2 separate regions of the Homo sapiens genome follow, and region 2 is linked to region 1. The links are chromatin contacts, found by Hi-C or POLR2A ChIA-PET in ENCODE. All regions are on one chromosome and are shown on one strand. The core of a region is the stretch at or near the end of the contact, and the rest is flanking DNA. Distances in the headings are between cores, read along the strand shown. Region 1 holds the start of WARS1 (tryptophanyl-tRNA synthetase 1). Region 2 overlaps PPP2R5C (protein phosphatase 2 regulatory subunit B'gamma).

Region 1 (2,616 bases), core at 1-2,500:
GTATGTACATGGTTTTGAGCAGTCTCCTGGCTTTCTTACCTTTCGAAAGGAGGCTGAGATGCCAAAAGGTTAAGGACCATTGTCTTCAGTGTTTACCACATAAATTGCAAATAGGACATTGAGACTTTGTTAAGAGAAGTAGATTCACCTGTTTAACAAATAGTACACTCTGAAACAAAGAAATGCAGTTATAACCAGTGAAGTACTCTATTATCTTCCCTAAACAAAAGTACTGGGCGTGTAAAGAGCAAAACTGCCTACTCCACAGCAGATCACAGCAGACCTTCAAGGAGAAAGCTAAAAAGCCTCTTGAAAATTAACCCCCAGTTCCCCCTTTTCAAGAACTTGAATCTTGTGCTCATTCTGAAAGTTTCCACTGTGGTGGAGGAGCATAATAGGCACTTAAAGAAACTGGGTATTGTATTGGGATGAGGAGTGGAAAGGACTATAGAATTGTTTAACAGAACAACATGATAAAGACTTGGGTTGCATCAAAATCATCTCACAGAGATCAGGGCACGCTGATTCTGCAATCTGGGGAAGGGTGGCATCAAGACAGCCAATTCTGGAGCAGGTGAGAAGAGAATGTGGCCCAGGAGTGTTTCTGGATCCCTGGAATACCACCAGGAGGTAGAATACCATCCTTTCTATCTTGGCCCCAGAGTGTAGGTGACAATACCTTTGGACTGGCAAGTTCCCAGAGGACAAGAAAATGACTTCTTTAGAGCAAGGATTTCTTGACACCTTTTGGGACCCATCATGTTCCATTTTTTTTAAACACTAAAAGAAAGATTGCTTTCCCCGCCAAATAACAGCATGAACATTATCTTAAAAGGCAAAGACATTAATTTCTATGAAGCCAGGCACGAGACACTTTTGGGTGTCACAATAAGAATGACAATACGTTCTGATGTTGAGCACAGAAGGAGGGTGCATCAGTGAAAATTATGACAGACAGCATGACGGTGCTGAGAGGCAAGCTACGGATCCAAGCCCGCGACTGCTCAGCCAGGATCTCTGTTCCCTATGGGAGCAGTGAATCACCTGAACTTTGGGTCAATGGAAGAAGTAAAATGCATAACACCCTAATCCTAAGACACAAGTCCTGACCCCCTAAACCAAGGTTTTCAGCACTTTGCTAAAAACACGAACAAGCTCTAAGCCTGGCAAAGATGGCAATACATACCCAGGTTGTGGAAGACACTGCAGAGGTGGCCACTGGTCACGCTGGGCAGTTGAGCTGCTGAGAGTGCCCTGCCCAGCCAGAAATGGTCTTTAATACTCTTCCCCTCTTTCTTTCAGTTTCCCTTCTGAAAAAAGATGCTTTTGTCTTTCGTTCTCCCCACCCTGCATTCAGCTAAGGGTTTCTTATAAATCACCCAGATTCTCAGAAACACTTGAGCTCTTGACCAACCTTCTTGATGAGACTGTCCAATCAGGGGTGGGTTGCCTGGGGGGCCAGGTTGAGACCAATGAAACCCTCTTGAGAATCGAGCCATTAGCTGGTCATTGCATCAGCCACCCCTCACCCCCCGCTGGCCTCCAAATAACCTCCCCACCCTCTTCCCGTTCCCCACCCTCAGCGTCAGTGTGACTGATTTTGTGTAGTCGTGGGCGGTGGAAAGAGAAACTGTAAATTCCCCGCATCTGTTCACCGAGGCGGCACAGTGCAGTGGAAAGATCAGGAGTTCTGGGGTCACAGACGCCTGGGTTTCAATCCCAGCTTGGACTTATTCGAAACCTTGGGCAAGGGTCGCATTACTTTTCTGCTTCCCCTTCGGTTTCCTCATCTGTGGAATGGGCATGGAGAAGCCTGCTAACATTACCGTTGAGGGGACTAAGTGCAACACTACGCAAAGCCTCTGGCACATGGCAGGCGCTAAATAAAAATGGGGGCCTCTCTCCTCGGGAAAAGCGAACAGGCGGAGACGATGAAGGGTGCCAGTGGGAAAGGGAGACGGGGTGGGTCGGCGGCGCTCAGAGGAAAGGGGCGAGGGGTCGGTGGCAGGCTCCGCGCCTCACAGTGCCAGAACGCGGCGGGCAGCAAGCCGGGCTCTAAGGATACTCCCGGGAGGGCCAGGCCACTGGGCGCCGCGCCAGCGTCCCTCCATCACTCCCTCCCTTGTTTCCTCACTCCGCCCCGGCCTTACTCCCCTCGCTTACCCTGCCCAGCCGGGCCAGTCAGCGCTCCCGGCTCAGCAACCGGCTGTCTCCTGGGCGTCCGTGGAAACGCCGTCCGGACGGAACAACTTCCGGCCCGACGGCGCCGTCATTGGCTGTTCGCGCGGGGGCGGGGCAGAGGCCGCCACTGATTGGCTGGCGGCCGCGGCGTCGCGTCGGAACGTGACTGGATGGTAGTGTGCTGGCCGGTCTGCCTCCGGGAGAACCGAGCGCTTCCGGTGCGTGTGGTGAGCGGCGGGCCCCGGGCTGGAGGGGCCGGGACTGGGCAGCGCCTAAAGCGCCCCGTGCCGCTTAACGCGGTCTCTCATAGCCGCTCGCCTTCCTTTCACTTCCTGTTCCTTCAGAAAGCGCTGTGCCTTGGACCAACCTTACTTCTTACTATTGACAGCTCAGCTAACTCCTATTCATCCTTCAAAACCCATCTCTGGTCGTATC
Region 2 (2,616 bases), core at 44-2,543, 1.5 Mb after region 1:
TAAAGGTTTAATGAGACATTTTTCACAGTTTCCAGGTAATTAATTGGTGTTGCAGTTAATAAGGTGACTGATGCGTGCTTTTCCCAGGATCCATTTACTCTCAGCAAGTGTTTGAGGACCTCCTAGGTGCCAGGCACAGTGGTAGGTGCTGGGATTGCTGTGCATTTATGTTCTCTAGATGATAGCTGAGTTCTGGTGCCATGAAAGCAGATTCAAACTCACTTTACAAATGGGGAAAGGGGTAGTATCTCCCTTTAAGACTGCTACTACGATTTTTACTATTCTACCTAAATTTTAGGTTAAGTTCATTGAGTTCATCAAAAATTCAGTTTAAGATTGTGTCTGCTTTATACATTGCTCTGCGAAGTTCCATCTTTGTAATATGATCTCATTCCACATCAAAGGTTCCTCCGTTTTTTCGGGCATTCTTCAGTGCCTTTTATTAGAGTTTTCTGCTTTCTCCATCAAGGCCTTGTAACTAGGTCAGTAATTCCCAGGCACTTTGTAGTTTTTGTGTCTGGGTAGCTGGAGTCTTCGTCTCTGTTTCTTTTTTGTATTTGCTTAATTGTTAGTGGAAAGGTGGTTGCTGTTGGTTTCATATTTTTGATATTTGCATGTGGTAGTCTAGTTGTGATGGTCTGTCTGTTGCTTCTGTTTTCCAGCTATATCATTTGCAAACAAATGACAATTTTGTACTTAAATATATATATATTGCGAAGGGGCTTAACACTTTCTGCCCTTCCCAGAAATGTATCTCTTAGCAATATGACTCGTAGAACCTAACAGTTCCATCACAGGAGGAAGTGTTCTGCAGTAACTGTAATTTGGCCTTTGATGGATTCATCTGTTATAAATCCTGTTGACATGAATAAAACAGAGAATAAATAACAGAATAACCCTTGTGGTTTTGAACAGAGAACTGTAAATAATCAAACCTTTCTTTCCTGTTGCCTCTAAAGTTAGACTGTCAGCGGTTTTTTTTTTTAATGTATCCCTTCATGTCTTAAAATTTTTATATGTTACACTGCTGCAGTTATGTTACGGCATAAATATTCACTCATTGGTAATGAATGATAACACATACAGAAAGGCTGCATGATATTGCTGAATTGTAAGAATTTTCCGTAAAGTTGCTTCTTGGGCCATTCTAGTTTACATCTAATTTAATAAATTTAGCAATTTGGAGAACATCTGCAGGACTGATGTAAGTACTGAAAGTGGAAGTGTCAGGGAGGCAGCAGAAGCAGGTGCTTCCTGATATTAACCAGAGACGGTCCTGGCACAGATGGGGCCGTGTGAATCACATGCAGACATACGTATGCACTCACGTGCGTGCCATTATTTTCATGTGGAGGTCAAACAGTCAGAAACGTTTGGGAAGTGCTGTGTAATGCTAACTGTTCGTGCATAATGTTTTCCCATTTAGTAAGTGCTGTTGCATGTGTTTTCTGTGATTCTCACCACAGCCCAATGCAAAAAATAAAAAAAGGATTTACGCTTTTTTTTTTTTTTTTTTTTTTTTTTGAGATGGAGTCTCACTCTATTGCCCAGGCTGGAGTGCAGTGGTGCAATCTCGGTTCACTGCAACTTCCACCTCCCAGATTCAAGTGATTCTCCTGCCTCAGCCTCCCGAGTAGCTGGGATTACAGGCACCCACCACCACACCCAGCTAAGTTTTGTATTTTTAGTGGAGATGGGGTTTCACCATGTTGGCTAGGCTGCTCTTGAACTCTTGACCTCAAGTGATCCACCCGCCTCGGCCTCCCAAAGTGCTGGGATTACAGGCATGAGTCACCGCGCCTGGCCTTTACCCTTTCCAATGGAGGAGAAAATTGAGGCTCAGGCAGGCTGTTTGGTCTGAGGTCCTTCTTCTAGGTGGGAAGAGGGTGTAGAGAGACTGTTTCCATGAGGCTGTGCTGCCTTTGTTGGGCAGCGTGATTCTGCGTCTGTGCCTCTGGGTGTGCGCTGGATCCGTAGGTCTCATTTGAGAGATCACAGTGACCCTGTGTGCTGCCCAGAAGACCCGGGACTCCTTAGACCTCAGAGCTTCTTTGGTGTTCACTGCATAACGTTGATGTCTTCTCTGTTTCCTCAGACCGGATCCATGCATCCAGGTAGCATGGCAGTGACATTTGCACACAGACATCAGCACCCCAGGTTTCTGTACCTGGGGCTCCTGCCCCTGATTCGCCCCTGCAGCTTTTGTGTTAAGAAATGTTGCTAGGTCAGAAACCCAAGAAGAATTTGAGGTGATAGACCGTTGGCCCTCTGTTCCTTCCCCCCGCCCCAGTATTACTTTTTACTTAACCTTTTCTAGAGATATGCACTAAATTAATGCAATGTAATGTGGTAAGAAAGGTGTGTAGAAGTTAGGAGTGCAAGTTTTTTTCCTTACACATGAGAAATGACTTTCAATCAATCAGAATTGGCCTGGAATGAACCTTCCCGGACCTAGGTCGGTCATCAGTCAAGGACGCTGTATCAGTCTGCTCAGGCTGCCGTAAGAAAATACCACAGGCTGGTGGCTTAAACCACAGAAATGTGTCTTCTCTCCATTCTAGAGGCTGGAAAGTCTAAACTCAAGGGTGTAGCAGGGTTTGTTCCCTGCTGAGGGCC

The links. Hi-C counts contacts between places; a loop is a spot of excess contacts on that map. ChIA-PET counts read pairs that join two places held with the same protein, here RNA polymerase II (POLR2A). Pooled maps may share reads with other maps.
Region 2: a map with no recorded cell type shows a loop between it and region 1 (13-fold over the local background). The contact joins the enhancer-like site here to the promoter of WARS1 in region 1. A Hi-C loop is called at or near these places in 4 of 37 single-sample maps with no recorded cell type and 9 of 50 pooled maps. POLR2A ChIA-PET finds 5 or more read pairs at or near these places in 1 of 52 experiments (endothelial cell of umbilical vein).

What each region holds. Positions count from the first base shown.
Region 1 is chr14:100,374,097-100,376,712 of GRCh38, forward strand. WARS1 (tryptophanyl-tRNA synthetase 1) reads right to left here and starts at 1,251. Exons shown (of 11, transcript NM_004184.4): 1 at 1,187-1,251. It overlaps WDR25 (WD repeat domain 25), which reads left to right and starts at 2,389. Exons shown (of 7, transcript NM_001161476.3): 1 at 2,389-2,399. RefSeq lists enhancers at 1,203-1,342, 1,353-1,712 and silencers at 2,223-2,282, 2,473-2,522.
Region 2 is chr14:101,875,443-101,878,058 of GRCh38, forward strand. The region is part of intron 4 of PPP2R5C (protein phosphatase 2 regulatory subunit B'gamma); the gene reads left to right. Among named protein-coding and RNA genes, the nearest start is that of DYNC1H1, 88 kb to the right of the region's middle. RefSeq lists a silencer at 589-658 and an enhancer at 979-1,048. Within about 2 kb of position 1,294, at least 18 of the 41 ENCODE cell types and tissues checked have a DNase peak (open chromatin) inside an H3K27ac peak, as active enhancers do.